2 separate regions of the Homo sapiens genome follow, and region 2 is linked to region 1. A link is an interaction called in ENCODE POLR2A ChIA-PET data of the cell type or tissue named here. Cell type or tissue: GM12878. All regions are shown on one strand. Each heading gives the region's core, and the rest is flanking DNA. Links, peaks and the distances in the headings are about the cores only.

Region 1 (4,388 bases), core at 249-4,248:
GCCTCCCGGGTTCACGCCATTCTCCTGCCTCAGCCTCCCGAGTAGCTGGGACTACAGGTGCGTGCTGCCGCGCCCGGCTAATTTTTTTGTATTTTTAGTAGAGACAGGGTTTCACCACGTTGGCCAGGATGGTCTCGATCTCCTGACCTCGTGATCCGCCCGCCTCGGCCTCCCAAAGTGCTGGGATTACAGGCGTGAGCCACCGCGCCCGGCCCGTGAGTCAAATTTCAACATGAGGTTTAGAGGGGACAAATATTCAAACCATATCATTCTGCTCCTGGCCCCCCAAATCTTATGTCCTTCTCTCTTGCAAAATACAATCATCCCCCCAAATAGTCCCCAAGTCTTAACTTGTCCAGCATTAACTCCAAAAGTCCAAAGTCTCATCTGAGACTCAGGACAAGTTCCTTCCTGCTGTGAGCCTGTAAAATCAAAATCAGGCTGGGCACGGTGGCTCATGCCTGTAATCTCAGCACTTTGGGAGTCCAAGGCGGGTGGATCACCTGAGGTCGGGAGTTTGAGACCAGCCTGGCCAACATGGTGAAATTCTGTCTCTACTAAAAATACAAAAATGAGCTGGGCGTGACGGCACGTGCCTGTTATCCCAGCCACTGAGGACGCAGAGCCGGGAGAATCGCTTGAACCCGGGAGATGGAGGTTGCAGTAAGCTGAGATCGCGCTACTGCACTCCAGCCTGGGCGACAGAGTGAGACTCCATCTCAAAAAATAAAAAAAAAATCAAGCCGGGCGCGGTGGCTCACGCCTGTAATCCCAGCACTGTGGGAGGCCGAGGTGGGTGGATCACGAGGTCAGGAGATCAAGACCATCCTGGCTAACACGGTGAAACCCCGTCTCTACTAAAAATACAAAAAATTAGCCGGGCGTGGTGTGGACGCCTGTAGTCCCAGCTGCTGGGGAGGCTGAGGCAGGAGAATGGCGTGAACCCGGGAGGCGGAGCTTGCAGTGAGCCGAGATCGCGCCACTGCACTCCACCTGGGCCACAGAGCGAGACTCCATCTCAAAAAAAAAAAAAAATCAAAATCAAGGTATTTACTTCTGAGACACAGTGGTAGAACAGACATTGGGTAAACACTCCCATTCCAAAAGAGAAATATCCCCAAAAGCAAGGGGTAACAGGCCCCACACAAGTTCAAAACACAGTAGGGCAGACATTAAATCGTTTTTTGTTTTTTTTTTTTTTTTTGAGACAGGGTCTTGCTCTGTCGCTCTGTCACCCAGGCTGGAGTGCAGTGGTGCGATCATGGCTCACTGCAGTCTCGACCTCCTGGGCTCAAGCAATCCTCCCGCCTCACCTCCTGAGTAGATGAAACTACAGGCTTGCACCACCATGCCAGGCTAATTTTCTAATTTTGTGTAGAGACGAGGTCTCACTATGTTGCCCAGGCTGCTCTCAAACTCCTGGGCTCCAGCAACCGTCCTGCCTTGGCCAGCCATTAAATCTTAAAGTTCCAAAATGATCTCCCTTGACTCCATGTCCCATCATCCTGGGCACACTGGTGCAAGGGGTGAGCCGCCAAGGCCTCGAGCAGCCCCATCCCCATGGCTATGCTGGGAGCAGCCCATGTGGCTGCTCTCATGGATTAGAGTCCATTGCCACAGGCTTTTTGAGGCTGAGGATGAGTGCTGCTGGTGGCTGCACTATTCTGTGGTCTCGAGGGTGGTGGCCCTGCTTCCACAGCTCAACTGGCCCCTGGTAGGAATTCTTGCAGGGCACCACCCCTGCAGCAGACTTCTGCCTGGGCATCTAGGCTTTCCCATACTTCCTCTGAAATCTAGGTGGAAGTTGCCAAGCCTTCAGTCACTCTTCAATTTTGCAAGTCTGCAGACTTAGCACCATGTGGAAGCCCCAAGGCTTATGGCTTTGGGAGCAGCAGCCAGAGCAGTACCTGAGGCCCTTTGAGACTGGGCTGGAGCTAGAGCAGTAGGGATGCAGGTCAGTGGTACCCCAGGCGTGGCACCCTCTTTCCTTCCCTTCCACCCCCCAAAAAAACCCATTCTGTCCTCCTAGGCCTGTGGCCTTAGTGATTTTTTTTTTTTTCTTTTTTGATATGGAGTCTTGCTCTGTCACCCAGGCTGGAGTGCAGTGATACTATCTCAGCTCACTGCAACCTCTGCCTCCCAGGTTTAACCGATTCTCGTGCCTCAGAGCCTCCCAAGTAGCTGAGACTACAGGCACACACCACCACGCCTGATTTTTTTCATATTTTTACTAGAGACGGGGTTTCACCATGTTGGCCAGGCTGGTCTCAAACTCCTGACCTCAGGTGATCCACCTTTTGAGACAGAGTCTTGCTCTGTCACCCAGGCTGGAGTGCAGTGGTGCAATCTCAGCTCACTGCAACCTCTGCCTCCTGGGTTCAAGAGATTCTCCTGCCTAAGCCTCCTGAGTAGCTGAGATTACAGGCACCCGTCACCATGCACAACTACTATTTGCATTTTTAGTAGCGACGGGGTTTCACCATGTTGGCCAGGCTGGTCTTGAACCCCTCACCTCAGCCTCCCAGAGTGAAGGGATTACAGGCGTGAGCCACTGTGCCAGCCTGCCCTTAGTGAATTCTAAAATGCCTTCAGGGCCTTTTCCCATCTTGTTGACTATTAGCATCTGGATCCTTTTTAGCCATACTAAGCACTTCAGCAAGTGGTTGTTATGTCAAAAGTAAAAATATATAGCTTGTGAAGAACATCAGCAGAGGAGCCAACATCTCTTTTGAGGAACAGTCACTCCTCTGGCACAGATGGAAAATAACTTGCAATAAATGCAAATTCATTTTAAAGCTGACATAATGCAGGTAAACCACAAGATCCCTCCTGGACTACCCTAGCAGATAATGGAGTTTTGCCACAAGAACCTGCTGAGCCCCTTAGGATTCTTTCAAACAGCTGTTATTTCCTATTCCCTATGTGTCACGCAGTGTGCCAGATGTTGCACATACATTATCTTGAATGCTCAGAACAAACCTGCAAAAAATATTCTATTGGTCCCATTTCACAGATGAGGAAATTGCCACTCAGGCCAGCAAGTAGCTCAAGGTCATGAATCGGGAGCTAGGATTTGAACCCAGGCAAGGCTGAGAGCTTTCCACCACACCAGTGGTTTTGAATTTTACTCCAGGGGCCACCGTGTAGGACTGTCTGTCTAGAATAGAGGCGGGGGTGGGGAGATTTACACATGGGGATTCTAGGTAAGCTTCATTAGAGCAAAGACTTTGGAGGAGAAAAAAAGAGAAGTTTGAAAGGCACTGCCCTCACAGGGGTCTTTGAACTTCCTGGGGTGAAGAATGACTAATTTTTTTAGAAACAGGGTCTTGCTCTGTTGCCCAGGCTGGAGTGCCATGGCACGATCATGTTCACTGCAGCCTCTACTTCCTGGAATCAGGTGACCCTCCCACCTCAGCCTCCCAAGTAGCTGGGACTACAGGCAAACAGCAACTACAGGCATACAGCCTTGTTAGTATGACTTTTCTGAAAGCATTGCTTAGAAGTGTTTTGCTTTTGCGATGCATTTGCCGCCAGTTTTCTCCCCTGGCACATTCATCCTCCAGGTGACTGCTAGAGTGATCTTCCAAAATCTCATCATGCTACTCCTCTGCTTATAAACCCTCCATGATTCCCAACTACCTTTTGGCTAAACTTCATGAACCTCTTTTAGGTGATCTGGACCCCCTTCCACTTCTCCAGCCTTGCCATTAACCACTCCCCAGCTTCCACCCTCCTGCCAAACCCTCTGCCTTTATAGTGCATGGTACTTGCCACACTCAACGGTCAACTCCCACTCACCCCTCGAGCCTCAGATCAGGCACCACCTTCCTCCCCAAAAGCCTTTTCTATTCCTCTTGACCTGGATCCGGCCCTGCCTCCTGCGCTCCCTCAGCACCCCCTCCCCCTGATCCATCACAGCCCTGCTTCTGTCTCCTCTTCTTGCTCGGCTCCCCTGCTAGAATGAAGTCTTGCATCATCTGCTTAACTCCACTTTGCTCCCCTGGAAAGAGGTTTCTCGGGGAATTTGCTCTTTCTCTTGGGGTAAGCATACCAGTCTTGCCTCAAAAAGCATACCAGAAATGCCAACGGCTTGATGTGAGGCACGGAGAGTTTTCAGCATGGGAGTTTGTCCCCTGCAGCCAAACCTCAATTTTACATGGAGGAGATAGGCTAGGCAGTATCACATGATGAGAAAAATCTGTGGGGAAGAGTAGCTGACTACAGGAAAACTACAGAAAACCGTTTTCAAATCTTCCAGGTAATTTGGTTTTCGTTTTGGAAAGAGTAGGGTGAACGCTTGTCTCAGGCCCCCAGATCTGCTAACAGTTAAGATGCTTAGGTTCAAACTTTTCCTATAAAGAGGGGACTACTGTTATAAGTGTCCTTTG
Region 2 (4,388 bases), core at 103-4,102, 56 kb before region 1:
TGGGGAGGCAGAAGTTGCAGTGAGCCGAGATCACACCACTGTACTCCAGTCTGGGCAACAGAGCAAGACTCTGTCTCAGACAAAAAAAAAAAAAAAAAAAGAGGAAAAAAAGAAAAGAAATGGGCCAGGCGTGATGGCTCCTGCAGGTAACCCTAGCATTTGGGAGGCCAAGGTAGGAGGATCATTTAACTTCAGGAGTTCTAGAACAGCCTGGGCAACATAGGGCAACCCCGTCTCTGCTAAAATTTAAAAACCCAATGTGGTAGCACGGGCCTGCGATCCCAGCTACTAGGGAGCTGAGGTGGTAGGATTCCTTCAGTCTGGAATGTCGAAGCTGGATCATGCCACTTGCACTGCAGCCTGGCTGACACAGTGAGACCCTGTCTCCAAAGAAAATAAATTTAACCAGACATAAAAAATAATAATTAGGAAATGGTTGCTTTTCTTTGGAGATGGAGAGAGGAAGTGGGCAAGTTGTCATTTACCATGCCCTCATATATTTGGTCTTAAATGACTGGGCTTTAGTATATATTAATATATAAGGTATAACCTAAAAATCTCATGTAAAAGCTTAGTAGCATTGTTGTAACAGTAACATATTTCATTGTACTTCAGGACTGTCCATGGATGCAGTGTTACCATCGAGGAGCTCGAGGCCGAGGTCGACTCTGGCACCCTGATGACAAGTCTGGAGATTCAGCAGTAGAAAGAAAGCAGGAAAGTGGTATTAGCCATAGAAAAGAAGAGGAGAGGCCGGGCGTGGTGGCTCATGCCTGTAATCCCAGCATTTTGGGAGGCCGATATGGGTGGATCACCTGAGGTCAGGACTTTGAGACCAGCCTGGCCAACATGGTGAAACCCAGTCTCTACTAAAACTACAAAAATTAGCCGGGCTTGGTGGCAGGCGCCTGTAGTCCCAGGTACTCGAGAGGCTGAGGCAGGAGAATTGATTAAACTCAGGAGGTGGAGGTTGCAGTAAGCCATGATCGTGCCACTGCACTCTAGCCTGGGTGACACTAGGGAGGCTCTATCTCCAAAAAAATTAAAAAAAAATAAAGAGGAGAGGAGTACGCAGCAGAAGAGTAAGTTTTGTCTCAAAGAAGGAATCTGGTCGGAGGTTCAGAATTGGAAGTACAATTTTATTGTTTTTGCAATTTCTATAAATTAAAGTGTCAGAAAATGCTGATGGCGAGGACATGCATTGCAATTTGCAGGGGAAATGTCAAGTGAGGACTTCATCACGTGTGACACGAGAGAAAAGTAAGAGCTGGTTTTAAAATCAAAAGCTGTTGTTCATCCTGAATTGAATTTCTAAATTTTGGTGGAGCAGAGTCGCTTTGAAGCTTTATTCCCATCTATTTCTATTGCATTGCTAATGATAACTGTTGACTTTGGGTAGTGTAGAAGCAACAAGCATGTCCTTGTCTATAAGTACAGGGAAGGATAGAACAAACTTTCATTGATGCAAACATTTAAATAGTCATGTTACTTCTGTATCCAATGTCCTAACATTTTAGGGTTACTTTTGTTTTTTTATTTGCTTACATAAGCTTAGCATGAAGAATATTTTTAAACATCTCGTTTTGTCTCCAGCATTTTTTCTATTAAGAGGTAAAATGTAGTCCTTGTTGGATTCTTGACAATCTAGTTTGTTTTATCTCAGGTCTCATGATCTGGTGCCTACCCTCTCCAGGAAGGAAACTGCACCAATGTCTGTTGTTGTTACATATCAACTTTTAGTTTCAGTTTGTTTTGTTCTGATGTCAATACATAGTAACAGCAGTCAAGTATGAAGCTAAGTGTGGTGAGTAACTTTAGTAAACAGCTGTGAGGTTTTTTTTGTTTTTTTTGTTTTTTTTTTGAGACAGAGTTTCACTCTGTCACCCAGGCTGGAGTGCAGTGGCACAATCTCGGCTCACTGCAACCTCCACCCTCCGGGTTCAAATTATTCTCCTTCCTCAGCCTCCTGAGTAGCTGGGACTACAGGCACCTGCCACCGCGCCTGGTTAATTTTTTGTATTTTTAGTAGAGATGGGGGTCTCACCATCTTGGCCAGGCTGGTCTTGAACTCCTGACCTCGTGATCCACCGGCCTCAGCCTCCCAAAGTGCTGGGATTACAGGCGTGAGCCACCACGCCCAGCCAGCTGTGAGTTTTGAGAAATTAAATTTTTTATACTGTATTAGCCTCTTGGAAGTATCAAAAGCAGATGAATAATGTTAGTTTCTGCCTTCACAGGCATTGCCTTTGTTTTGTCCACCAGAGAAAGATCAGTTCATGGTTCACTCCTGTATTAGGCCGTTCTTGCATTGCTATAAATAAATGCCTGAGACTGGGTAGTTTATAAGAAAAGAGGTTTAACTGGTTCACAGTTCTGCAGGCTGTACAAGCATGGCATCTGACATTGCTCAGCTTCTGGGAGGCCTCAGGGACCTTTTACTCATGGCGGAAAGTGAAGCAGGAGCAGGCATGTCACATCACAGAGTGAGCAAGAGAGTGAGTGTGGGAAGGAGGTGCCACACTTTACAACAACCTGATCTGTAAGAACTCACTATGGAGAGGACAGCACCAAGCCATGAGGGATCCGCCCCATAACCCCAATACCCCACCAGGCCCCACCTACAACACTGGGGATTATATTTCCATGAGATTTGGGTGGGGACAAATTTCAAAACTACATCAACTGTTCTGGTCCCATAAGAACAAAATGTTTAGACAACATCCTTGAGCTTTTGCCTGATTTTCATTCATCCTGCCAGCCCTTCCTAACATGGCATCTGTTTGCCAGATGCCTGGGCTCAAACAATCTGTCCACTGTAGCCTCGAAAAGTGCTGGGATTATACGCATGAGCCACCGTGTCCAGCTTTATATGGATTTTTAAAAGAACAGAAGCCAGGGGCAGTGGCTCATGCCTGTAATCCCAGCACTTTGGGAGGCTGAGGCGGTTGGATCACCTGAGGTCAGGAGTTCGAGACCAGCCTGGCCAACATGGTGAAACTCCATCTCTACCAAAAAATACAAAAAAAAAAAAATTGGCCAGGCTTGGTGGAGCGCACCTGTAGTCCAAACTCCTCGGGAGGCTCAGGCAGGAGAATCACTTGAACTTGAGTGGCAGAGGTTCCAGTGAGCAGAGATCTCAATCCTGCACTCCTGCCTGAGCAACAGAGTTAGACTCCATCTGCCCCCCTCACCACCACACCCAAAAAAAGGCCGGGCTTGGTGGCACATGCCTGTAATCCCAGCACTTTGGGAGGCTGAGGTAGGTGGATCACCTGAGGTCAGGAGTTTGAGACCAGCCTGGCCAACATGGTAAAACCCCATCTCTACCAAAAAATACAAAAAAAAAATTTGGCCGGGCTTGGTGGAGCACACCTGTAGTCCAAACTTCTCAGGAGGCTCAGACAGGAGAATCACTTCAACTCGGGAGGCAGAGGTTGTAGTGAGCCTAGATCTCACCACTGCACTCCTGCCTGAGCGACAGAGGGAGACTCCATCCTCCCCACAACAAAAAGGCAGGGGATTGAGGTGGCACATGCCTGTAGTCCCAGCACTTTGGGAGGCCAAGGCGGGCACTTCACCTGAGGTTAGGGATTCAAGACAAACCTGGCCAACATGGTGAAACCCAGTCTCTACTAAAAATACAAAAATTAGCCAGGCACAGTGGCGGGCTCCTGTAATCCCAGTTAGTCGGGAGGCTGAGGCTAGAGAATCGTTTGAACCCAAGAGGCGGAGATTGCAGTGAGCCAAGGTCGTGCCACTGCACTCCTGCCTGGGCGACAGAGCCAGACTCCATCTCAAAAAAAAAAAAAAAAAAAAGGAAAAATAGAAAAGAAAAGTTTGTGGAAAATAGAAATAAAAGAAAAAAATATAAACTTCTCATCGTAAGATCCACCAAGGTCAAGACACTTTCATAAGCAATGATAACTAGCCATTTATGTATGTATGTATGTCTCTTGCTCACAACAATTACATACTAGTCATTTCATCCATCCCCTAAGAAGTGGAGGTCCTTGGAATTTAACCACATCAATGAAATCTTTTTTACATTATTAACTGAAGAGAAATGGTTGCCCTTTACAGACTTTTTAAAATTAGGAAACAAAAAAGTGACAGAAGAAGCTAAATCCCGACTGTAAGGTGGATGCCTAATGGTTTCCCATTGAAACTCTCAAAATTGCCCTTGTTTGATGAGAGGCACGAGCAGAAGCATTACCGTGGTAGAAAAGGACTCTCTGGTGAAGCTTTCCTGGGCATTTTGCTGCTAAAGCTTTGGCCTTCTCAAAACACTCTTATAATAAGCAGGTGTTGGCCGGGCACGGTGGCTCATGCCTGTAATCCCAGCACTCTGGGAGGCCGAGATGGGAGGATCACGAGGTCAGCAGTTCGAG

The links. ChIA-PET counts read pairs that join two places held together with the same protein. Peaks named below come from ENCODE experiments on the same cell type or tissue, not always from the same donor. Only the 100,000 strongest peaks of a DNase experiment are listed, where the experiment ranks them.
Region 2: POLR2A ChIA-PET joins it to region 1 with 6 read pairs; 5 of 35 experiments call an interaction of 5 or more read pairs at or near these places.

The regions. Positions count from the first base shown.
Region 1 is chrX:119,763,036-119,767,423 of GRCh38, reverse strand. No RefSeq gene overlaps it. Among named protein-coding and RNA genes, the nearest start is that of SOWAHD, 6.6 kb to the right of the region's middle. In GM12878, for the core only: no CTCF peak of the experiment used is centred there; no DNase peak of the experiment used is centred there.
Region 2 is chrX:119,819,271-119,823,658 of GRCh38, reverse strand. It overlaps a transcript of UPF3B not described here and the pseudogene LOC100422368. Among named protein-coding and RNA genes, the nearest start is that of RPL39, 30 kb to the right of the region's middle. In GM12878, for the core only: no CTCF peak of the experiment used is centred there; a DNase peak (open chromatin) is centred at 1,758.